Regions from separate parts of the Mus musculus genome. Here regions 1, 2, 3 and 5 are each linked to region 4. A link is a loop called in an ENCODE intact Hi-C map of the cell type or tissue named here. Cell type or tissue: left cerebral cortex. All regions are shown on one strand. Region 1 overlaps Nrxn3 (neurexin III). Region 2 overlaps Adck1 (aarF domain containing kinase 1). Region 3 overlaps Nrxn3 (neurexin III). Region 4 overlaps Nrxn3 (neurexin III). Region 5 overlaps Nrxn3 (neurexin III).

Evidence for each region. Peaks named below come from ENCODE experiments on the same cell type or tissue, not always from the same donor. Only the 100,000 strongest peaks of a DNase experiment are listed, where the experiment ranks them.
Region 1: a loop joins it to region 4, with 6 times the contacts of the local background. A loop is called at or near these places in 7 of 42 quality-filtered maps.
Region 2: a loop joins it to region 4, with 3 times the contacts of the local background. A loop is called at or near these places in 5 of 42 quality-filtered maps.
Region 3: it touches region 4 in a loop (4-fold over the local background); 8 of 42 quality-filtered maps call a loop at or near these places.
Region 5: a loop joins it to region 4, with 2.6 times the contacts of the local background. A loop is called at or near these places in 4 of 42 quality-filtered maps.

Annotation. Positions count from the first base shown.
Region 1 is chr12:89,324,133-89,329,132 of GRCm38, forward strand. All of the region lies in intron 7 of Nrxn3 (neurexin III), which reads left to right. Among named protein-coding and RNA genes, the nearest start is that of Gm40537, 350 kb to the left of the region's middle. In left cerebral cortex, no CTCF peak of the experiment used is centred here; a DNase peak (open chromatin) is centred at 1,914.
Region 2 is chr12:88,402,578-88,407,577 of GRCm38, forward strand. The region is part of intron 4 of Adck1 (aarF domain containing kinase 1); the gene reads left to right. Among named protein-coding and RNA genes, the nearest start is that of 3200001D21Rik, 28 kb to the left of the region's middle. In left cerebral cortex, a CTCF peak has its summit at 2,725 (motif pointing right); DNase peaks (open chromatin) are centred at 1,165 and 2,726.
Region 3 is chr12:88,989,398-88,994,397 of GRCm38, forward strand. All of the region lies in intron 3 of Nrxn3 (neurexin III), which reads left to right. Among named protein-coding and RNA genes, the nearest start is that of Gm40537, 19 kb to the left of the region's middle. In left cerebral cortex, a CTCF peak has its summit at 2,914 (motif pointing right); DNase peaks (open chromatin) are centred at 1,575, 2,951 and 4,535; H3K27ac peaks cover 1,360 bases.
Region 4 is chr12:89,380,676-89,385,675 of GRCm38, forward strand. The region is part of intron 9 of Nrxn3 (neurexin III); the gene reads left to right. Among named protein-coding and RNA genes, the nearest start is that of Gm40537, 410 kb to the left of the region's middle. In left cerebral cortex, a CTCF peak has its summit at 2,822 (motif pointing left); a DNase peak (open chromatin) is centred at 2,803; H3K27ac peaks cover 221 bases.
Region 5 is chr12:89,132,259-89,137,258 of GRCm38, forward strand. The region is part of intron 3 of Nrxn3 (neurexin III); the gene reads left to right. Among named protein-coding and RNA genes, the nearest start is that of Gm40537, 160 kb to the left of the region's middle. In left cerebral cortex, a CTCF peak has its summit at 2,307 (motif pointing left); a DNase peak (open chromatin) is centred at 2,289.

The sequences.
Region 1 (5,000 bases), 57 kb before region 4:
CAACTGAGGCTCAGAAAGTTAATTAGCTCAACCACTTGAAAGCTAGTATGTCGAGCCTTATCCATCTCAGACACCCAGGCAGAGCATGAGTTTTATAACTATAGTCCATACTTAGAGAGGTACATTGTATATCAGAAACCTGAGTACTGTCAGGAGAAGTTTAAAAATGGGTAAGAACACACTAGAGTTCCATTGATGAATGTTAACTGGGAAAGAGGAAAATGCATTTCTGATGGGCCAGCGCCTTAGTAGCACATGCTCTAGTTGAGATCCAATGATGAATGCTGAAATTTGTGTGTAAAAAGGTTGAAGAGAAATCAGATTGTCATAAGCACCATCTAACTTCTCCAAGTGACTTGTCAGCTACAGAGGAAAGATAGAAGATTAAGGCTGAGGAGACATAGGAGACACCAGTTTTCCAAAATGATAAAGAAATCCTCACTAGGAATAGAGTGCACCAAGATCCTGAGCTCACCAATACAGTGCACATGAAGGGGCAATGCTCATGGTATTCCTGGCAAAACCCATAACCTCGCTCCAATCCTGAGAAAACACTTGGCACACCAAACCTGAGGACTTGTGATAAAATAAATCTCCTTTTGAAAAAGGAGTAAAGGGCAAGGAAAGACTGAGAAACTTATGAACTGGAGGAGACTGCAGAGGAATAAAAAATCAGTGCAACATAGGCAGAACCAATGTAATTTAAATATATATATATATATATATATATATATATATATATATATATATATATAATTTAAGCCTCACCATGAAAGTCAAATGAACACAAATAGAACATTACCAAGGAGAAGGGCTTCTATATAAGTCATGGGGGAAGACCTTTTGAGATAATAGTGAAGGTATTGGGTCAAAGTCTGATTGAGAGCGAGCTCTTGGAGGGGGCAATTCCACTGTGAAGAATAGGTTTGCTTATTGCCTAAATGTAAGAACAGATTGGTATGTGTGTGTTTGATAAACTAAAAGGCCAGCATTATGGGATGTATGGGATGATGGAAGAATGACCAAAGAGGAACTATCAAGTATAGTAACTGGGTGGCTTTAAGTCTAAATGGGCACTTTCATGTAAAGGTACTATTAGTAACCATTATCTGAGAATGTAGGATGAGGACTGGATTGCCTGGGACAAATGTGATGGATGTGACCATTCTATAGAAAGGAAATAATTCATGTAGGATTTTTGTGAGCCAGCAAAGAAGTATGTACTTATTTTGAGTGCATTAGAAAGGCATGGAAAACTACAGCAGGGGAGAGTAGTGTTTTTTGCTGCCATGGGAATGAATAGACTGTTGGGCAAGAAGGATGAAAGTAGACAGAACAATTATGAGAGGATCTCAGAAGTCTCGTCAGAAGACAGAGCCTCGTGACTGAGACCAAGAGTGCAAAAGCGGGATGGTCTCATAATGTTAGGAGACAGTAGGGTTAGGGAATATTATTTATTCCTACCAGAGAGGTAGAGCAAGCCCTATACAAATGGAGAAACCTGGACAATGTCACAGGAAACAGGACTCGGATCTGAGCACCCATAGTAGATTCAGAGGGAAGGATTAACAGCTGACATAGGTGTTTAGCTGGAGATGTATTCATGAACTTGGTCAGTCCAGCACTAAGTTGTAGGAACCATAGAGCCTTTGAAGGAACTTGCCTGGAAAAGTGACATGTTTGATTTGTCTTCAAAACTTGACCGGAGTCCAAGCATACGAGGAAAGTTTAAAAAAACTAAAATGAGAAGCCAAAACCAACTGAAAATAGATAGAGACACTTTCTGCTACTTAGAAACATAAACAAGAAACCAGAAACACTACAGAGGCGGTACCATAAGGTGAGGGGACTTTTCCCTGAAAACTGTCCGCCCATTCATCAGACACGCCCTGGGTTGTCAGGGGGACACAATGTAATTAATTGTTGCCTCAAGGGCTGCTGAACAGGGTCGCTGAGTCATAAAGACAGCTCTGAGAGGAAGACTTCAGAGACAAATTAGTGTCACGGACCCTGTGCATTTCCCTCCCACTCCAGTGCTCCTGTTAGACCACTCATTTCTAAATTTTAGCAATCTCGTTGTGACTGGTGTGTCCACGTGCAATTTTGGCCAGCTGAACATGGTAGCTGAGCCAGATATCTCCTTCCCTGCAGACATATAAACCCATCAGCAGTGGGCTGGTAATATAATTTACAGTACACTTGGCCAGCCTTATAAAACAACTCTCTGTTTCCAGGGAAATAGAGCCCTGACAAGAAGAGATGTTTATGGCTTAATTTTCACTGTGTTCTCCACTGTTTCTGTAGCAGCAGCAGCCTGTGCATAATGCATCCTAGTCACCTGCCAAACGGTTACAACTTTGCTGTCATTGTGTTTGGCAAGATAAGTGCAACATCAGGCTTTGCTTAATATCTGCCCTACAATCCCATTACCTTAGCCTGTGATGGCCATCCTTATGACACACTCCTCCATTCTTAGGACGCAGGAATTCATATGGCCCATGGCTCTTCTCTTCACGAGATTAGCTGTTGTTTTACACAGTTCTAAGTAAAGTTCCTATAAAATGGTACTGAAGGCTTGCGATGTGACTCTAGAAGTAAGCCATTCCCTGTACATGCAGACAATTAACCTCCCGCTCACTTTTCCCTAGCCCCTTCCTGAATGGTATATGATAGTATCCCTTTTATTTATGTCATTAGGACAGCTAAGTTTCTTTTAGTAAGCAATTCCCCAATGCAACAACTGCTAAAATTGAAGCCTCATAAGGTCAGAGACTTATTCATTTCTGGATCCAGAGCCTCTAAAGCAGAGTTTGGAACTTTAGAACTATGTACTGGGTAAACAAGTTCAAACAGTGACATACCAAATTTACTCGATTAATTGAAGATTAATGCTGTAGGTGATGGTTTGCGAAGACAGGAATATTATGTTGAGTGTTGGCCAAGGGGGCCGATGTATCAAGTCCCCGCAATGTAACGTAGAAAGTAATATTCATTCTAACAACATTCTGCGTTGCAAAGCTTTCCATTTGAGGGACAGTTTATTAACCTGGTGACTCTCAATTCTGCTGTTCATAAATAGAGAGTTGTGAAGGTTCCCCACAGTAATTCTGTTTTGCTTCCAGCTACATTCACTAAATGGTAGATAATGTATTTTGTGTGCTGTGTGGGTTGTCTATGATGTCTGGTCTGGTCAAAAAACTTTTGTGTTTCTATTTTATAGCTAACTGTTAGAGATTGAAAATAGCATATGTGTATAGCATAGTAAGTATGTGTGTATGACCCAATCTTTAGGTGTATTTTGTGTAGACCCACTGAATCCATCTGTTGTGGAATATAATTGATTTTATGCAAATCTTAAATAATATCATTTTGGAAGTTGCATCTCCAAGGCTGTTGAGTATGATCTCTACCGTCATTGTAAAGGTAATAGAAAATGGGAGAAGCCAAGTGTACAATACCTCCATTGTGAAAAGAAAAAATTCACAATATTGCGGTTTACCATAGACTTCCTCAGAGGTGAAATAAAAGATTTGAATACAGGTAGTGTGTGTGAGTGCATGAGTGTGTATGTGTGTGTGTGTATTCAAGTGTAGATCCACATGTGTGAAAATGAGTGTATGTGTAGATGCACATGTGCCCAAGTGTGTGTGTGTGTGTGTGTGTGTGTGTGTGTATGTGTAGTTTTGTGTAGAGGCTGGAGAACAATCTTGAATGACATTGCTCAGATGCTTTGCAGCTTGTTATTAAGATTTATTTCATTCTTGTTTACATGTGTATGTCTATAGGAGCTTGATACTCTGGAGTTAGCATCCTAGGTAGCTGTGAGCCACAACCAGACTTGGCTATTGGAAACCAAACTCAGGTCTTTTGCAGGAACAACATGAAGCCTCAAACCCTGAACTATCTAGTCCCTAACCTTGCTTTTTGACCAGAACTTCTCATTGGCTTGGAATTTAACAAATAGGCCAGACTGGCTGGATAGTGAGCCCCAGGATGCACCTATCCCTGCTTCCTCGGTGTTAGGATTACACGGGCATGTTACCATGCCTTGGTTATGCTTGTATGCATAGGCAATCTCTCTCTCTCTCTCTTTCTCTCTCTCTCTCTCTCATATATAAGAGATGGATGGATGCATCATGGATGCTGATGTTTGGGCTTTGGCCCTCATGCTGGCATGACCAGCACATGACTAACTGAGCTATCTCCCCAGCCTGAATGCAGGTAAATTTTAAGTTTCCTCCCAACTCCAAAATTCAACGCAATTTAGAGGAAGCAATTGGAGGACTTTTGTGCTGTATTGTTTTCCTGATAAAATTACATGAGATTGGTCCATTGAATATACTATGCTCATAGCTGATATAAATCATATTTACCATCAAAGATAAGAGTAAATGATGTAACTCTAGGGTTAGAGAGTTCACCCTCTGTCATTATTGTGAAAGTAGAACCATTGTATAAAGGATTTGACCACAGAAGAAGGCAGAATATCCACCTGATTTCTCCATTTAATCAAAACAGACTTCTTAATGAGGAAGAAGACAAGAAATCACAAAAATTGACCTTTTCATCTTACAGGACACTTCACAATTTGCAAAACTCTTCCAACATATTTTCTTATTTGATTTTTGAACATTCTTCAGGATTATGCAAAAGAGAGGTCAGGGAAATGTGACTTTCCTGTAGAACTGGGGATGCATCAGGGGCCTCTTGGCATATAGGGGTCCCCCCCCAGGACTCCATTCTACATCCAGCATGGATGTATTGTATATGAAAGAAATAGGTCTTTCTGTAGGCACCTAAAATTAAAATATATGCATGCATGCATTAACATACAACTGTATTGAGTTAACCATTAATACCCAAATGCTGTTTGGATATTTTCATATTCATATTTCAGGGTCATACTGTAACTCAGAATCCATTCTCCACTCTTCAACCTGCTTTACTCAACTTTGTACTGTGGAAGGTTCCCCCAGAATAAATTTTATTAACATCTGTTC
Region 2 (5,000 bases), 980 kb before region 4:
AGCACACCATCCAGTGCGCTGCACTGGCTTCTCTGGAAGGCTCTGGTAGACCCTCATGGAGCCTGCTTGATCTCCCAGAAATGGGAAGTTTACTCTTAGCTGCCACCCAAGGTGCAAGGTGCTGTATTCTTTTGTTGACTGCCTCTGGCGACTCCTGCTGGGCATGGTGTCAAGGCCTTTAATCCCAGCTCTTAGGAAATGGAGGCAGATGGATCTTTGTGAGTTTTGAGGCCAGCCTGGTCTACCTAGTGAGTTCCAGGACAGCACACACACACACACACACACACACACACACACACACACACAAAGAATAAAATAAAACCCTTAATAAGTCTTTTGAGGCACAACTGCACATCCCACCTGGTCTCTACCACCCACCTGTTTCATGACTGCTGCAGCATGGGGGGTGGGCGGGGATTGAGTGTCCTGGTAACCTGAGTTAGGGCTCTGGAGGCACAGACTTGGACCTAGCGCTTGTCACCTCTCCTTTTCTGTAAAATGAGGAAGACCACAGTGTCCACCGTACATGGCAGGAAGATTATAGGCTCTGCCCATCCGCTCTCACTGTGCACTCCTAGCCGTCACAGCCTGTGGTCTTGGTGTCTGTTCTGCCTGGCTTGCTTTTTTACTATAGTCCCTGTCTGCCAGGTGATGATGCTAGGCCAGTTGTCCATCTGTCCATCCATCTAGCAGATGCCAGGCAGAGAGCTTGGTGCTGTTATCCCATATCCTCTGTAGCCGCCCTGGGAAGTCCTTGACCACCCTAGACTGAATCAGGCCCACACAACTCAGCCCCCTCCAAGGGTTGCATTGTCGCTTGATTGGCATCAGGCCATTCTATTGCAAATCAGAAAACCTTTAGGGATGAAGACCATGACAGTCCATTTCCGCTGGACCTGCAGCACCTGAATAGTAAGGTGTATACTAGGAATCAGTGTTTAATAGGTAAAATGACCTTTCCCAGGTTTTGGGTTGTTTTTGTTTTTTGTTTTTGTTTTTTAACTGACTTGTGGAGCTGGTAGTAAGCAGCCAGCAGCCAGCTAAAGAGATCTTGTGTACCGGCAATGACTTGGCCTGCAGAGAGGCTCGTGATCTGACCATGTGGGGCCCTGGGCAGTCACAGATGCCTCCAGCTGCCTTGCTCTGAGGAACATTTCATCCAGAGGGAGAAGGAGTGAGAGGCAGATTGACTTAGGGCTGGAGGCCAGGGGGAGCAGGACTCGGATAGAGGAACCACGGGGCTGGCCTTGGTGCTAGCCAGCATGCCTTTGCTTCTTGCTGAGACTGTTGGCCTCTGGCTTCCAGCAGTGTGAGATTCATCCCCCTTCCCAAGCTAAAACGAAATAAGTCACTGTAATAACAGTGCTGAGCACATCATTACTGGCATGTGGCAACTCAGCAGGGGAAGATGTGAGGGTGGGGGGTGGGGGGGGAGAAGATTAACTCTTAGAAGCTTCGGAGTAAGGAGTGGGGCAAGAGCAGTTCACTGCCTTCTTCTAGACCAGGCCAGGGCAGAGGGAGGTGAAAAGTCAGAGTGTCTTCAGTCATGGTGGGCCCCCCAGCTGGCTGCAGGGTGTTTGGGGTTGGAAGATGTCTCCTAAAGATTCGTGGTGTCTTCTCCAGTCTCCTCCAGCTTTGTAGGACTAAGCCTAATGGCTGTGTGACCACTGCCTCTGTTTGTCTGTCGTCCTCCCGAGATAGTGATGCTCTCATCTGGGTTCTAGATGAAACTAGAACATGGGCTGTCCCTCACTCCTGGGGAGCTTAGAAGCCTCTGGTTTCTTACCACAGGCTCCATAGGTACCCAATCAGAGTCTCCCCCCCCCCCATGAAAGTGGTGTTTGTCCTCTAGGGACATGCTCTGTCATCTGTGGGCGGAGGGGAGGGGAAAGGGGCTGTGTGGGAGGCTGGGTAGGTGAGTATGGGGCTGTGAGGGCGGAGGAAGTCACTCACTCTGCACCCCCTCCTCTTCCAGCCCCTCCCATGAACTGCTTGGGAAGAACTCTCTCTTTAAGGACAGTGTTGATGAACTGTACAAATTCCTGCTCTCTCTGGCTGTAGGACCCCTGCAGCAGCGGGCTCCATCCCCGGTCCCAGGATGTAGCTAGAAGAAGCTGAACATTCAGCATTCACCGTTTCCTTAGCTCTCTTGTCCTTGGCCAGGCTTTAAGGTCATCCTGAGTTCAAAAACTACAGGCAGGCGTAGGCAGGAGCTGTAGCTTAGCATACTGCTTTGGTCCCGAAGGCTTGGTTCATATGTTTCTTTAGGACCCTTCCCATCCACAGAGTCCCTGAGAGTCTTTTGTGTATTCAAACCTTTTCCTGTTCCAGGTTGTTGAGGCTGGCCTGAGAGGGTGTCCCCACTATAGGGATGGGATATAAGACAGAGACAACATCATTGCTGTGTTCTTTGCCCCCTGATAACACTTGGTTCCAGGTGAGGTCCTACCCCTGGACATCAGGTGGTACCACGGTACAGAGAAAAAGGTCACTGAAGGTCTTCATCTGTGCATAGGGACTGGCTCAGAAGAGTTCTGGGGGCCACTAAGCTAAGTGAAAGGCAGCAGAAAATAATAGGAGAAGGCCCAAGAGCTGGTGGGGCTTAAAGTGACAGGGACATTTTCTCCTGTCTCAGAAGTGACCTTGGTCTGGACTGAGTTGAGTATCTCAGCTGTTCTCCTGACTACTCTTAGGGCCACAGGTCCAAATGCAGTATCTCGTTTGGTCAGCAGGTGGCACCTGAGTTTACAAGTCAGGGATATGTGTTGGAGCCCTGGCCCTTTCCTCACAAGGGGTACCCTGAAGGATGAGATTCAGGCTCTTTTTATTCTTGGGCATGGTCCAAGGAGACCAGACTGATATCCACCACAATTGGGGCAGGTACAGGCCCGAGTCATGAGTCAGTTGACTGTTGCTGAAGTTTGAGTAACTGTCCTCTAAAGATCTGTGTTTTAAAAGGCCCTAGCTTTGGAGTCAGGCCATCCACCTGTAGTAGAAAGGACCTACTGGGAGGAGTTAGGCCACCTAGAACTGTAATAGTTACTCTTCTTGTTGATGTGGTAAATATGTGAGAAGAAGTAACTTAGGAAAGGAGGCGTTTATTTGGTTCTCGTTGTGAAGGTAAAGTGTGGCGGCATGTCCGAGGCTGTCACAATGCACCTGTCACCAGGAGGTAGAGGACAATGAACACCACTGATTAGCTCTGTCTCCTTTTATTCAGTATGGGACCCTAGCCTGCCACACGCTTTTAAGGTGTGTCTGCTTACCTCAACTAACCCAATATAGAGAATTATTTATAGACACTGGGAGCAGGTTAATTTCTGTGGCAGTTCTGATAACCATTATTACATTGATTGCCAAGACTGACCATCACAGGGACCCTTGATGGGATTTGTTAGCCTCATCTCTCTTTGCTTCCTGATCATTAAACAAGCATTCTGCCCCCACCCCACCCGCTCTCAGTCTTTGGTCTCATGCATGAGTCCTATGAAGAAGTGTGAGCCTCCTCCAGTTATAACAGCCTGTGATTTGGAGGCTCAGCACCTGATCTTCCTCTTCCTTCTTTTTCTTGCTTGTAGAAACAGCTGGCATATGTGGGAACAGGAGCAGGTTTTAGACCCTGATGTGGCCAATTATGGTTTGACCTCACTCCAGACCCCATCGTGTGAGATAGGTTGATCAAGGTAATGCCCGGTTACACGAGGGTCCAACGGGTTTGCAGGAGAGAGAGGGATCTCATTCAAGCAAATGGAGACTTTCTGAAGCGTGTGGCATGTGACCCAGGTTCTTCAAAGATGAGCGGGATTAGCAAAGTTACAGATGGGAGGAAGGGCACACTGGGGGTGATGTGGGCTCAGCCAAGGTGTAGTGGTAGGGGAGGCAGAAGCTGGGAGGTGGCTGAGCTTTGTTGACTAGACTGTAGTGTTTAGGAGCTGAGGCCACGTTCTGAAAGGCCTGCAATGTTCTTTTCAGGATGTGAGTCTGAGGGCATGGATGAACTGGAGAGGAGACTGAGCAGGGGACGCTGAAGAGACTGACCTAGAGATAAGGGAGAAAGAAAGGCAGGATACGCTGAGCCTGGTTGTCTCAGTGATGCAGAGATGTGGTTACCTTGTTGTTTGTTTTTTATTTCTCAAGACAGGGTTTCTCCGTGTAGCCCTGGCTGTGCTGGAACTCACTCTGTAGTCCAGGCTGGCCTTGTACTCACAGAGATCTGCCTTCCTCCCCTTCCCAAGTGCTGGGATTAAAGGCATGCGCCCTCATGTCCAGCAGATGTGGTTATTTTTTATAAGTGGGCAAGTAAAGTAAGCAGAGTTCAGGGTTAGTGGCGCCCAGGAAGTGATCATAATGATTATCAGCTACACTGGCACTGCCATCTTTGTCAGCTACACTGGCACTGCCGTCTTTAATTGCAGACACACTCCTGCATAGGCATGTCTCTCCACGGACACAAGCGAGTCAGGATGTAACATGTTTACAGATGATCCAAGCACGTAGACACGGTATGGACATCCATATCGTAGTTCTCGAGATGCTGGGATCATGAGTTTGAGGCCAGCCTGCGATATGTGAGTGAGGCTATACTGAAATAAAGGAAAAGAAAACAGAGCAAGCAAAATGGAAACCATGGACAGAGGCTCCTTCACCCCTAAAATTTTAGGAGAAGTTAAAGAGAATGACGTCACTGGCTACAGTTGAGTCTAGAAACACCAGCCTTTCTTAAGGGAAGCCCTTGCTTGGTTTGTGACCTCTGAAACATGTTTATGTCTGTCTTTTGTCATTGAACTCCCCTACCAGGGGTGCAGGGATATAGAATTGACTTTATTTTGTTGTTAATAGTTGCTAGGGATGGATGCAATGTGTTTTCATGAGTGCTATATGTTATAGGGACTTAGTGTTCTCCGTGGAACATGAGGCTGGAATTTCTGTGGAGATTCAGAAGAGATATAGGGGTGCTGTTGTATACCAGGTACATACATTCATTTTTGTATGAGCTCACA
Region 3 (5,000 bases), 390 kb before region 4:
CTCAGAGGACGGTGCTTCTAATCCAGTTGATCGTGAAGGATAGCCATCACACTGTGTCTGTGGTTCTGGTCCCAAAGCCTGCTGCTTATGCTTAGGCCCTTGCCGATTGGTGCAGGATCATATGTGTGGAGCTGCTTTGCAAATGGTGTGAATGGGAGACAGGGATACACGATACTTGTTGGCTCATAACCTCATTTTAGTTCTCCTTACTCATTGGTGGCTAGTGACCACCACAGGAGGCTTGACAGTGTATGGAGCTGAGCATCTCTATGTACATTTACTAGTCACTCTTGTCAACCTCTTCCTCCTACACTTTCTGATACAGTCATTATGAGATGCACTATCACGGAAACAAACAAAACCTCACTATGAATTCTGCTCTCTCCAGATTTATAAATAAATTCTCACTTGACCTATTCCTTCTTCTATGGAACTTTACTTTTATCTTCATATCGGGTTAATGAGTTGGGGTGTGGGGCCTGGGGAAATAGGCTTAAGTAAGGTCAAAGTCACATGTGAATGTTAAGAGAGGATTGGAAAATAGTGTTCATTTGAGCACCCACTAGGTGCTCACATTGTTCTCTGGGTATTGGCTGCTTTTTCTGTAGTCTTCTTGACAATGTCACAAAAAAGCATAGCTCCCCAGTTTTACTGGTGCAGAGACTGTTAAACCCTTAGGGGTTAACTAAGAATCAAGATCACATAGCTGGGAGACTCCAGACTCACTGTCTTTTTTTTTTTTTTTTTTTTTTGAAATAGCACACGGTTATTTCTCCAAATTGTCTTTCACATAGCCTGCACATGTTAGATAGATCTTGTACTAGTCACCAAAAGGATGAAATAATTGACATAACACTTGGAGAACAAGCCCAGGACCTGACACAAAGCCACAGCTCCACAGACAAATAGCATTATTTTTAGATTTAATAGCTTATAAGGGAGGTGGTCCTTATAATATGTTGGAATGTGAAAAGAGAGAATCTTGGCTAACTGTAGCTGGCTTATTAGGGGTAGTGCAGGGTAAATGTCACTATGGCTAACTTGCCCCAGACTACCTGGTGAAGACGTAGCAGCTGCTTCCATTAGTGTTTGTGTTTGCTTCGACCTAAATGCGGCTTTCCTCTTCTAGTCTTGGCCTTATTTCGAGGTGATTTTTATGTCATGGCCTGTATACAGTTTTCTGAGCATACCCTTTAGTCAGCATCAGAGAATTTAGCTTGAGAGCTTTAAATTGGAGAGTAGCATTGTGTGTCATGGAAGGATGATGCTGAGTTGGATATAGTGGTGCATGTCCAAACATACTCACCTAAACCAAACCGCTTCCCCCTCAAAAAGCCTTGAGTTCTCTGTCCATGGTGCCGTACCCAAAACTCCCTGAGGTAAGAAACCTGGGCCCTCTCATCTCCTAAACCTATCTTTCCTGAGTAGAGAGACCACAGTTCTGTGGAAACAAGTCTGGGCTGGAAGCTAGGAGATTTAGTGACAGTTCCAATCACTTGCTCTGTGGCCCCAGGCAAACTAGCCAACCTCTCTGTTTCAATGTTCCCACTGGTAAAATTGAGTTGCTAACATTCTGTCATTCCCGGCTCGGAGTGCTGCTGATTTTTCTGTGAGTAAGTGAGACAACAGATGTTAAAGTGGGATATGAATGCTCTGTATGATTATGTTGCTATTATTGCCTCTCAGCCTTTTAATCATACATTTTGACTGTATCGCTTTAATTCACGGAGGCACCCTAAGGCCTAATAACATATAATGCAGTGAGCAGAAAAATCAAACAAACAGATAAATGCACTGGGGGAAAGAAGAGATAACTTTACTATGGATTTCAAGCTTGTGAATATATGGCTGGATAGCTTAGAGTATGTCTCTAAGAAGAAAGATAATAACCAGCGAAGAGTCACCATGTCTGGATGGATAGACAGTGAAGAAGACCACCTTGAAAACTCATTCCTGCTCTGCTTTTGAAAGGATTCTTTGCCCTCCATGAAATGGCTGCAACCATTTTCTTTTGTTTATTGTACTTGCTACCATCCAGGCTATAGGGGATAGAATCCCTAGGTTGTGTATTCTCCTTACAAAACATGGAATCACAATAAACTAAATCCTTACCTCTGAAAGACTCACTTTCTCCATCAAGAAAATGGGCTTCATAGCAGCAATAACTGAAGGTGATGAAGATCACATTTTAAAAGGAGTTTGGGTAGGTGGTAGCTGTCACGATTCTCCCCTGGTATGCTTTGGTACAGGTATTCTATTAAAAGGTCTTTAATTGTCTACTTTTTTTTTTGCCTTTTGTGCATTGTTTTAACTTTTCCAGATGTATTTTTCTCTGATTCTTTTTGTTAAAATTTTATCTTTCAACTCAGAGATCAAACACTGCCATTTCTGACTAATTTAACCATAAGTGGTAGTTTTTCCTACCTAGACTTCCTTTACTATGAACATTTTACCCCAAGAAGGGACTTGTGATTACCTAAGTACATCACTGCTTTCCTCAATGGATGATAAGATCCTGGAAGATGAGATCAGATCTAGCATAGTGCCTGGATTGCAGTAATTGTCCAGAACCTACTTAAATGCACATGTAAGGGCAATGTATGCATTACCTGTCCTCTTAACCTTTGGCAGTAGAGTATGGCTAGAGGAGGTGAGCAGCTACCCATGGCTATTGATATATTGACTGAGAACATTGGGCTTGTATAGTCAAATGGGAGCTTGAATGAGGGTTCCAATTTGGAATAAGGACATGGGAACTGTTAAAGACACATTTCATCATGGTCATTCTTGGTCTAGCCTTGGTCTTGGAGATGTTATGAAAACACAACATTGGCTTTGAAAGGTTTCTTTTTATTTCCAAGCCCAGAGCTAGTGAGCAGTCATGAATCAAGAAATTGTGTAATATGTAATCCTACCAGAAGGTGGCACACTACACTAGTTCCACGGTCTGTTGGCTTTGCTCCTGGGGATTCCCCAAATAAATGTGGGTATTTTGACAGGTAGCATTCCGTGGTGTCTTGCCTATTCTAAAGCCACTGCCTCCTTATTCTGTCTCCATCCCTATGGCACTCTGCTTCCCCATGAGGTATAAAGATGAAAGTGATTCTAGTCCATGGTGAAAACAGCCAATGGATTTTCACCTCTTGGAAGATTTCTGCTGAGGTAAGATGAAGGGGTTGAGGCTACTTCTCAGTTTCTGCGTAGCTACATATCCAACTCAAAGCATAAAACCTTTTAATTCCCATTGTATTAGTAGGGAGTTATTGGTCATTGCCCCTTTTTCAATCAAGGCATGGGAAGAAGGAGAAACGATCACTCTCTTCCTTCCTTCCTTTCTTCCTTCCTTCCTTCCTTCCTTCCTTCCTCCCTCCCTCCCTCCCTCCCTCCCTCTCTCTCTCTCTCTCTCTCTCTCTCTTTCTTTCTTTCTTTCTTTCTTTCTTTCTTTCTTTCTTTCTTTCTTTCCCTCCCTCCCTCCCTCTCTCCCTCCCTCCCTCTCTTTCTCTCTCTCTCTCTCTCTCTTTCTTTCTTTCTTTCTTTCTTTCTTTCTTTCTTTCTTTCTTTCTTTCTTTTCCTTGATGCCTCTGAACTCTCTTATTATTTCTGATTCCTTGTGTGAATTATGGGGAAACACTTCACTTTGTGCCTCTCCCTGATCTCCTATGTGTGCTTAATTTTATTTATATTGCTCTTTATCATCTTCTTGGACTTTCACAAAATATTTCTATGGTGTATAGTGCAAGTAATCATCTCATTTCTTAAAACCCAAGTGATAAAACCTCCTACAATTCTCTGCAATCATCAATCCTGTCTTCCCACAGGGCTGGGGACATGACTTAATCGCTAAAGTGCTTGCCATGCAAATGTGGGGTCCTGAGTCACATTACTAGGACCCACGTAAGAAAGCCTCGTAAGAAAGCCTGGTATGGTGATATGTGCATATAATTTCATTATTGAGGAAATGGAGACAAGAAGACCCCTAGAACTTACTGGCTAGTCAATCTAGTCAAATTAATAAAGTCCGGATGACTTTGAAAAACTTTGCCTCAAAGGGTAAGGTAGACTACTGCTCTAAGGAGTGACATCCAAGGTTGACCCCTGTCTCCACTTGCACATGGACAACAAACATACATGTGAGTCTTACAGGAACACATACAGCTACACACATAAATGCAACAAAGAGTTGGTTTACATGCATCATTTAATTTTTGAATATCTATTGGTTTTTTATGTAAATGCATAGTTTGCCTGCATATATGTTCATTCACTGCTTGTGTGATTGGCACCTGTAGAGAGCAGAAGAGGCCATACTGGAGTCTCTAAAACTAGTTACAGACAGACATGAGGTGCCATATGGGAGCTGGGATTGAAACCTAAGTATTCTGGAAAAGCAGACAAATGTTGTTCAGTGATGTGCCATCTCCCCAGCCAAGATTTAATTATTATTTTTAATTTATGTGTGCACATGTGGGTATGTGCATGTTAGCACAGGTACCCACGGAGGCCGGAGGCATCCTTAAAAGCAGCGAGGCACCCCAGGTTTATGCTGGGAGCTGAGCTCCATCCAGTACTCCGCAAGAGCTGAATGCACTCTTAGTTTCTGAGTCATCTCTCCAGCTGTTTGCTTTTTAAATATAACATATGCTAGTGCTCCTTTAAGAATGTTATACACATATGCAAGGTATTTTGATAATATTCATGTTCACTCTTTTCTCTAACTTCTCTCACACCCACCTTCATTTATCCTAACTTCCTATTATCTTTTGAAATTTTTTGTAACCCACCTAGTCCAGTTTGTGCTATCCATATACTTACCAGAGGGGACCATCCACCGAATCATGGCCAGCCTTCTAGGGACCACACCTTTAAAGAAAATGACTTCCTATCTCCCAGAAGCCATTGATTGTTGATACCTTCTCAGCTTGGGTAGGAGGGAGCTCATGAGCCCCTCACTTCTTGTTATTGAAATATTGATTAGCTTGATCTTGTGCAGGCAGCAGTCA
Region 4 (5,000 bases):
AAGTGCTGTAGGAACGCTCCATAGAATTTGACAAGCTTCTACCTTGCTCTGACACATATGATACACTGAATCCTTTTAAGCTTTCTTTCAAAATGGGTCTATTTCACCCAAAACTGTACCTGCCTGTCTTAGGGTCTTGTTGCTGTGCAGAGACATAATGACCAGGGTGACTCTTTTAAAGGCAAACATTTAATTGGGGATGGCTTACAGTTTCAGAGGTTTAGTCCATTATCATCATGGTGGAAAGCAGGGCAGCATGCAGGCAGACTTGGATCTAGAGGAGCTGAGAGTTCTACAACTTGATCAGAAGGCAGCCAGGAGGAGACTCACTTCTGCACTGGATATAGCTAGAGATTATATGAGACCTTAAAGAAGTGACACATTTCTTCCAGGGCCATCCATACTCCAATAAGTCCACACCTCCTTACAGTGCCACTCCCTATGGCCAAGCATTGAAACACATGAATCCATTGAGTCCAAACCTATTCAAACCACCAAATTTCACTCTCAGGCCCCCATAGACTTAACTATAACATAATGCAAAATGTTTTTAATTCAACTTCAGAAGTCCCCATAGTCTATCACAAGTCTTAAAATATTTTTAAAGTCCTAAATTCAAAATCTTTTCTGAGATTCTTGTAATTTTTAAAATATGATCCCCTATAAAATCAAAATAAAAAAGCAGATCACATAGTATTAACATCACAGGATATATATCACATTCCAAAATGTCATAGTAAGGAAATATTGGACCAAAGAAAAACCAAAATCCAGCTGGGCAAGCTCAAAACTCCATCTCCATGTCTGATGACCAACTCCTTTCAGCTTTGTTGACTACAACACAATTCTTTCTCTTGGCCTTGTTCCACTCCTTGTTACTGGCTTTTCTTAGGATGTATCCCACAACTCTGACATCTGTAACATTTTTGGGATTTCCAAGGGAACTTTAACTTCATAGAATCTTGTTCCATTGTCTGATCCATACATGATCTTCTGAGCTCCTCTAAAGAGCTTGGATGACTTCTCCAGCTCACCCTCTGTAGAACTCTAGGCTCTAACTTCACTACTATTGCTGTTCTTGGTGATCATTCCACAGTACTGGCATCACCAATTTTCTGGAGTCTTTCACTTCAACTAGCCTTCATCAATAGCCTCTCATAGGCTCTCTTCATGGTGCCAAGCCTCAAATTCTTTGCATGGCCCCTTCATTCCTTGGCCACCAACTGCAACTGAGGCTGGACCTTCACCAGTGTCCTCTTACAGTGCCAAGTCTCAGCTGCTCTTGATGACCCCCTCATGCCTTCTAAAGAAGAACCACCTGGGTAATTCTTAAAGATTACCCGCTGCTAGCATGAAGCCTATCTCTAGAACACAGCTTCATTTTGCTCTCAGAAAACACTTCTGAGAAGATTTAACCTCAATGATGCTGATCTCTTCTTAATCACGGATAATTTCTTAGCTCCAGCTAACCAGCATTAATTGTCCCAGTAACCCCTTCTATTTTTGATTCTAAAGCCAGAACCACATGGCCATAGCTGCCAAGTTCTGCTGCTTGCTGGAGCTGGAACATAGCCTCTTCATTCTATTAAATCTCATGAGTATTATTATTATTATTATTGTTATTGTTATTATTATTGTTATTCCCTTCATTGCCTAAACTTGGCTCTCTTGGAGCTTGCTCTGTAGACTAGGCTGACCTTGAAATCCAAGATCTGCATGCTCTGTCTCCTGAGTGCTGGCATTAAAGACCTATATCACCATGCCTGAACCCAAGCTCTTCTTTACTGGAAACTTGCTCTATAACAGGCTCGCCTTGAACTCAGAGGTCTGCTTACCTCTGTCTCCTGGAATTAAAGGCATGTGCCACCATGTTGGAACCTAAGATTTTCTTTAATTCCTTTTAACAGGATCTATACCTGTTCTGGATTGCCATTATTCCAGATATAGTCAAGTTGACAAGTGAGAATAGCTATTGCAATCGATCCCTTCTCATTTTGACACACAGTCATATCTCTTTATGTCTCAATGAAGACAATAACCAGGTGATAATAATGGCAAACATGATATAACTCTCTATGGTACAACTGCAAATGCATAAACAATAAGCTTAGTTGTGTGGCATCTTGCCCTGAGGACACCACTCCCTTAATTCCATTTAATTTCCTTGAACACAAGAATTAACTCCATTCTACTTCCCAGTGCCACTTTAATACTTGAAACATATATTTTGTTTCTTTGCCTTCATTTTCAATATGTCTGAGTTAGTGCATTGTGCTGGGACTGACAATGTGCACTTTAACAACCATGTTCTACTACTGTGGACAGTTTGCAGATAGGCTGCTTAATAATAATAATAACTTTGCTGCAACTGAATGCTGCAATTTAGAGCTCCTGGGAAGGGAAAATGGTGGGCAAATTAAATCATCTATGTCTTCTGGGCTCTATCTTGAATTTTTTCACAACTTTCTATTTTTGGTTTCATTCCACTGCACAATTAGTGCCTTTTATGTAGGGTACATATTGAGGTATGTGTGGTTTACATTGGTGGGAAGGAAAGGTTTCCACATCAGAGTTAGGCAGGGAATATTAAGTAGACTCAAACTGGGGAAGGTTTGTGGTTGGCTCCTGCAGTGTGTGGGAGTTAACACCTTCTCTGCTGCAATTCAGGATCCAACTAAAATCCGAATACCCTTCTTTTGCACTGAACATTGGAGGGTCCACAAAATAGCAGAGCACCTAAGGCTCTGTCTCGGAAGTCTGATTTCATTAAGGCTAGGCTAAGACTTACTCCTTAACTTGTATCGCCACCTACTGTCCACCTGTGTAAGAGACTTGCTTGTTTTACACAGAATTCCATCTCTAGCCTTAATGCTCAAATTTTTCTTTCTAGAAAATCACCTTTAAGTTCAAAATAGCAGCCAGCTTCCTACTAATATTAAAACTTTTCATGTATGATATCTTTATTTATTTACTTGAAAATACTTATTCAGGCCAGAGAGATGGCTCAGCAGTTAGGAGCAAGGTACTGCTCCTGTACAGGACTTGAGTTTGGTTCCCAGCATTCTTGTCAAGGGACTCACACAGCCTGTAACTTCAGATTTTATCTGGCCTTCTCAGGCACTGCAATTCTGTGCACATATCACACACATGCACACTACACACAGACACACATAAAATTAAGACTACATTTGAAACCGTAAAGACATTATTCCCTTAAGCACTTCACATTGTATCCAGCTATGGATAATGGTCTCTTCGATCCTTCCCAGTGTTCAAGTGGAAATACTTCCCAATCCAATTCCTATCCTTTTCTATTACAGAATGCTTCTTACTTGAGAAGAGTGAGGAATACTGTCCTATAACATTGTTCCTGATTCCTTTTAGAAAGGGGAAGTGTATTTTGAGAAAACCTGTTTCCTCTCAATGTCAGCCATGCTATCTTCAGAACTAGAGATGGAACTCTCCCTTTAGATTGACCATTTCCAAGTTGATTCTTAATTTGGTCATGTGTGAAAATATGCCAGTTATTTGAGCTCCCAGCTTTCATGAAGACCCACTTTTTCAAAGTAGATCGCAAAATAGCAGTATTCAAGAAAACCAATATTTAAATAGCAAAGTCTTGCTTTATGATTTCAGATCTGTGTTATATTGGACAGCATGTTTTCCAGTTGTTTGCTAAGGTCCCAAGGATGGGGATGTATGTAAGGAGACCAAGATGGCTAAACATAGTTTACCTGAGCAGTAATAGATAAAGAAATATAGATAGATGTGAGTAACACAATTCCTTCTTGGTATTAGGCATCAGATGCAGTATTCACCATGGGAAGAAAAGAAAAGCAAAACTTCTGTGTCTTTTTGTTCATCCCTTTGTCTCCACTGCTCAGATGATATCCTGGAGTTTTGGAGTCAAGTCTAACTTGCTTAACTTTCTTAAATTTCCTTCCATTGACCAAGACTTAAAGTATCTCTCTATTTAGAAATCCTCCAGAAAACCTGTTCTAAATCACACTATGACTTCAGGTTAACAGCCTCTGTGGAAAATATTAATTTATTCTTACAACTTTGTGCAGACTTCCTCGATGTCTGGAGACTATTGATGCATAGACATTCCTGGAAATGTGCCTGTCATATAGAATTGAAATCAGGCATGTTAAGCTATTACACTAACAGCAGCTGACATATATTAAGAACTTGTTGCTATCTGCCAAGTGTCCAATGTTACATGGATTATTTAATTTAGAATAACATTGAGAAATTGGTAGTGTTCTTTCTACTTTACAGATTGGAAAGTCAAGGCATATACTGCTCAACTAGCTTAATGTTAGGGACACTTTAGGAACTGGTAGAAAGTGGACTAGCATCCGGAGCCAGCCTTATTGCCAAGTTCATGATCATTAAATGCAAAACCCCAAACTTGTCCCATGTTAAATCCTTCTAAATTGTCATTTTACACTTACTCCTGCAGGGAGAAACGGACATTGTTCTTGGGTCTTCTTTTATGAGTGTAGCTAGATGGTTTTGGTTCAAGATTCCAGTCTTGATTCAGAAACTTTTATATTTTGTTAGAGAAAACTGAACTATTATGGCCAGAATGAGCCCAGAGGGTTCTCTGCAGTGAAGGCCTGGTAATGCTCTGTAACACAGCTGCATGGCTCCAGCTATGGGTTACTCTGGACAGCATAAGTATATTAATTAATTTTCCAATTGCTGCAACAAACTATCTTGAAAAAAAGCCAATTAAAGATGAGTTCATTTTGGTTTGTAGTTCTGGGTAAAACTGTAGCTCAACATAGTGGAGTAGGAATAGAGGTAGGAGCTTGAAGCATCTAGTCATGCTATCAGGATATGGATCTAATGCTAAACTTGTTGTTTATTTATTTATTTTAGTATAGAATAGCATTTATTCAGGGAATGGGGAGGGGAATTGAGAGGGTAGTACAGACAGAGAAATGGAGAGAGAGAGAGAGAGGGGGGAGGGGGAGGGAGGGAGGGAGGGAGAG
Region 5 (5,000 bases), 250 kb before region 4:
ATTCATGGCTCATTATTTAAGTTCATGGATGCCCTTTGCTCACAGTTTTGAACTGTCGTCACCTTTAGAGGTTTTATAAAAGTTCATAACTAAAGTTGTTCCCCTCCTTCCGCCTTTGCCAAGGCTCTGAGGGCAAAGTATAAACAGAGTAATTAATGAATGACATTTGTGGGAAAATAGTTCAAGTGATAAATGATGACAGAAGAACAAATCACAAGAAGGGAGCTGCCCTGAATTCTGCTAGTGTTGAACATTGTGAAGTGCAAAATGGGCTACACATTAGATTCTGGATCAACAAGCAGTGAAACTGTAGAGCTCTGGTTCTCAACCTGTGGGATGTGACTGCTTTTGAGGTTGAATGACTCTTTCACAGGGGTCACCTAAGACCCTCAGAAAATGAAGATATTCTCATTACAATTCTTTTGGGGGTTGAATGTCCCTTTCACAGGGGTTGCCTAAGACCATCTGAAAATACAGATATTTACATTACAATTGATAACAGTAGCAAAACTGTAGTCATGAAGTAGTAAAGAAAATAATTCAGTGGATGGGGACACCACAACATGGAGAAACTGTACTAAAGTGTCATAGCATTAGGGAAGTTGAAAACTATGACTCTAGGACATTATCCCACTCCTTTCCTCTCTTTTCTCTTCATTTTTCTGGCTTCTTCCCTTTCCATCCCTCTTCTCCCTTCACATCTTCTCTTGTTTGTTCCTCACCACAAAGTTTCTAAGAGGCACCAAGGGTAAAACCTCAACAATCACTCCAGGCTACGACCTTGCTGAGCACAGTGGCTTTGTGAGGCTCTCTGGGATGCCTTGTTACACAGGGTCAGCCTGTTTGTGTGTGTGTGAGTGTTGGCTAACATAGCAGTCTGACTTCAGAAGTTTGAAGATAAATTTTCAAGCTGTTCATGGAAATTCCCTTAATAGAAGAAAATTTATGTCTACAATTCAAAGAAACAAACTCTTTCTTCTAAGGAGAAATATTTTCTAAAATTTCTTCTATCGTCATACAGGACATGAGTAGAAGAACTGAAAAATTCCTCTTCCAAACTCCTAGGGCTAAGTATGAGGTTCTAAATTAGACCCAAGAGGCCACTCATAAGAGACTAAGCCTGTGATATGTCTGGGAATTATTAAAGTGAACAAGGTACATGGTTCATCCTGTAAGGTCTGGTGACCTTCCCATATCTTTGCATCATTGTTAGCCTTAGAAGTCATATAACAACTACATGTCTTCACCCGAGTCTCTACAGTTACATTGTTCTCATGATCCAAAGATATGTGCTATTTATTCTCAGGCATCTGAATCTGACTGAATATGTATTGACACAACTATTCTCTGAAGTTTTGTTTTGTTTTGTTTTGTTTTATCCTAGTTTCTACCTCTATTCTCCCTTGTCATGTCACAAAGAAGAGTCCCATGGAAGTTCCATGGGTGCAGGAATAAATACACCATGATTCCAGGCAATCTCAGGCCTAGATCTCCTTTTGCTGATGGACTTTGGACAAGCCATTACACCCCAATTCTTCAAGCCTGCTTTCTTTGTCTATATGATGGGGTGTTGGATGTTACAAAAAGCCTTTCTAATTAGGACTGGGGATTGCAGATAGTATCTTGTCTGTCAGTTTTCCTCAAAGAAACTTTTTTTCATCACCAATATCTTACCTAGTATATAATGAAGTTTTCCATTATCTGACTCCTTTTAAAGTGATGCAAGCCGGGTGTGGTGGCGCACGCCTTTAATCTCAGCACTTGGGAGGCAGAGGCAGGCAGATTTCTGAGTTTGAGGCCATCCTGGTCTACAGAGTGAGTGCCAGGTCAGCCAGGGCTACACAGAGAAACCCTGCCTCAAAAAAAAAAAAAAGTGATGCAAAAGGTGGCTTTGGGTCTGGGGTCCTCCCTACTTCCAACAGAGACCCTGAGTTTACACCCAAAGGACTATCAATAGCAGCTATGATTGATGTCCTTTGCCATATGGAGAAAAATATTTGTCACATCTTTAGGTTGCCTGGTTCAGTAGAATTGCAAATGGGGGAAAATTTCACAGCTTACCATTAAAGTCACCGAACTCAAAAGGACACACTGGCTTACAGCTGTGGACCACCTTGAATAGATACGTTGACAAGCTAAACCTGCACAAGAGCCTGTACAACCTTTTGGAGCAGCAGATTTGGAATTCCTCATTTTCATGGGTAATTACCATAGCCTTCAATTTTAGGAACATGGCAGAGTTTTTGTTCCTAATTTTCTTCTTTCAGGTGATGGAACCTGCCTGAGGAGCTCACTCAAGGGATGGGACTCTGTTGCCCTCTAGTGGTTGGAATGAAGTAGGTTGTGCAGTGAGTCCAGTGCCCTCTACACCTCCCCAACCCTACCTCTCCCCCCAACCCCCCACCTCTCCCCTAAGCCCCCCCCAACTCCCCTCCAACCCCTACCCCCCACCCCCCGCAATACACACCCAGCCCCATCAAAGGCTCTTAAGTACTGATCTAAAGACTCCTTTCAGGACAGCTCTTCCTGAATGGTATTCTAGGATGAAGAGGGGTTTGTTTTATAACATACCACAATGTCCTGTTTTGTTCCCACCGACCCCATCGTTAGGGTTGGGAGGCACCTCCTCCTTCTGACATCAGATGTCCATGTCTAGGGGTATCTCAGGCACCTGAGACCTGCATTCACAGTCACACGTTTGCCATGTCACTTCTGCATCAACTAAATGTTGTCTTTAGCAAACAGATATCATTATGTGGTTTTCCAATTAACACTTCCCAAGGGGAGCTGGTTAATATGGATGAGGCTTTTTAACATTTGGCGTTGAATTCAGAGAGGGTTATATGCTGTTGTAACAGACGGAGCCGACATCTTGGTAATTGGCTGAGGTTTGCAGAGGAGCAAGGCAGATTGGGGAACTCGCCATCTCTGGGGCACAGGGTCTTTGTAGAACGTTGCAGTGGAACAATATAAACTTTCCTCAGGCAAATTGGAAGGCAGGGCTAGAGCACTCCAAGGTTATAATTCTGGATGGGTGCAGAAGCAAAGAGCTGACTACCTGGAGATCTCATGTGTGTGATTGACCTTGGGTTGAAGTGGGTAGCTTAGTAGGGTTCCTTTATTCTGAATTCTGCCTTTCCAGCAGACAATAATAGATGATAAAGATGAGGAGCTAGATAGCATGCCCTGTAGCATTGAAAGTCTTAAAGTCCAGGAAGTAGGGACAAGAGTCAATTTAATATATCAGCACCCTACTCTTCATGATAAAAACTCCAACTTACCCAATAGGATGTCTCTTTTCTTACTTACCCCTTCAACAGTTTAACCAGTGGAAAGGAAAATGGAAATATGACATTTCATCACTTTGGAAAAGGATTCTTCTTTGAAAACATGGAAACTTTCTGTCTATGGACATTAGGGATGTGTCTTCTCCTGGCAAAGCTACTGAGGGCTTAAATGATTTTCTTTTATAGCACACTACATTTCCTCACCTGAAAATGAGGAGCTTGAATTACCTTTCTTGCTTTGTAATAGAAATGTCATCTTACTTCTCAGCATATAGCTCTAATAATCTGGGGCCTTCCAATGGCACTTCGCCTAGGAGTGAGCATTGCATAGATATTCTCCAGAACCCGAATCCATGCTCTGCATCTGCACATTTCCTGATTCCCAGGCTTTGTGACCATCACTGATTCCTCTTCATTTTTATCCCTAGCCAGGCCCCGTTCTGACCTCTGATGCCGCCCATCTCCATGTGAATATTTTGCCCAGTCTTGCTGACCTATATAACCAGAACGATTTTCAACAGATTACCCCCCTTCCCCATAGATTGATGTTTAGGTTTGAGAGGTCTTTGTAAGCTAGAGACATCTGGAAGTGACTCTGAGTTACTTGCTGGGATGTGATTTGACTGACAGGAAAGGGGTTCAGTTTTTGCTCTCCACCATCTGGCATCCTCTTCTGGACAATCTCAAGTATGATCTTAATACGTATGAGCAGCATATTTACATTGCCAGCCTAGGTTATCTCCACGGACTCTAGACTGTTTTCAAGATTCCTATTAGACATTGCCACAAATCTAACCCCACATCCTTTCTCTGCTCCACACGTCATGCTGAGGTTTCTCGGGATGCTAGATATCAGTGGCAAAAACAGGAGAGCTTCATTTTTTTCATCAAGTGACCTTGACTTCTAGCTTCCTAGACATCTCCTTTCTCTCTCCGTTTACCTTTTTACCTCCACTCAGTCACTGTGTCTTGCGTTGTGATTCTGCAAATATCATTCCAGACATTGTCATCCCCTCTGTGCTGACTTTATTGTCCTTGTTCAGTATCCATCATCTCTAGCTGATGTCCTGACATGTGTGCCCATATGTACAAGAGCTACGTAAGTTGTGTTAATCGCCAAACCAAATCTGACTGTAGTTTCTTTGATGAATTTTATTTTAATGATAGTCACATGGAGACACTTCAAACACAGTGTTGTAATAATATTTATGAAAATAGAAAAATCCATGAACAGCCTTTGTTGGGTTCACAGGTTAAAATATCCATCTGAAATCTCATTCTCTGGAATTTTTAACCAATACCCAGAGTTATTGTTTTTGACTCCATGCAGCATTGTAGTAAAATATGGGGCATCTTGATGGCAATCTTATGGTGGCCAGCATCTGTGGGTTTTTTTCATGCAAATTACTTACCTTTTGATAAGCAGAAAATACTTTATACTTTAAAAACAGATTCTTTTTTTAAAAATCTTTTATTTATCTATTTATTTATTTACAATCCAGATTTTATTCCCCTCTTGATCCTCACTCCAACTGTACCACATTCCATACCTCCTCCCTGCCCCTTGTCTCTACAAGGATGTTCCCATTACCCACCAAACAACCCACCAGACCTCTAAACTCCCTGGGGCCTCCAGTCTCTTGAGGGCTAGGTGCATCTTCTCTGACTGAACCTTAGACCCGACAGTCCTCTGCTGCATATGTGTTGGGGGCC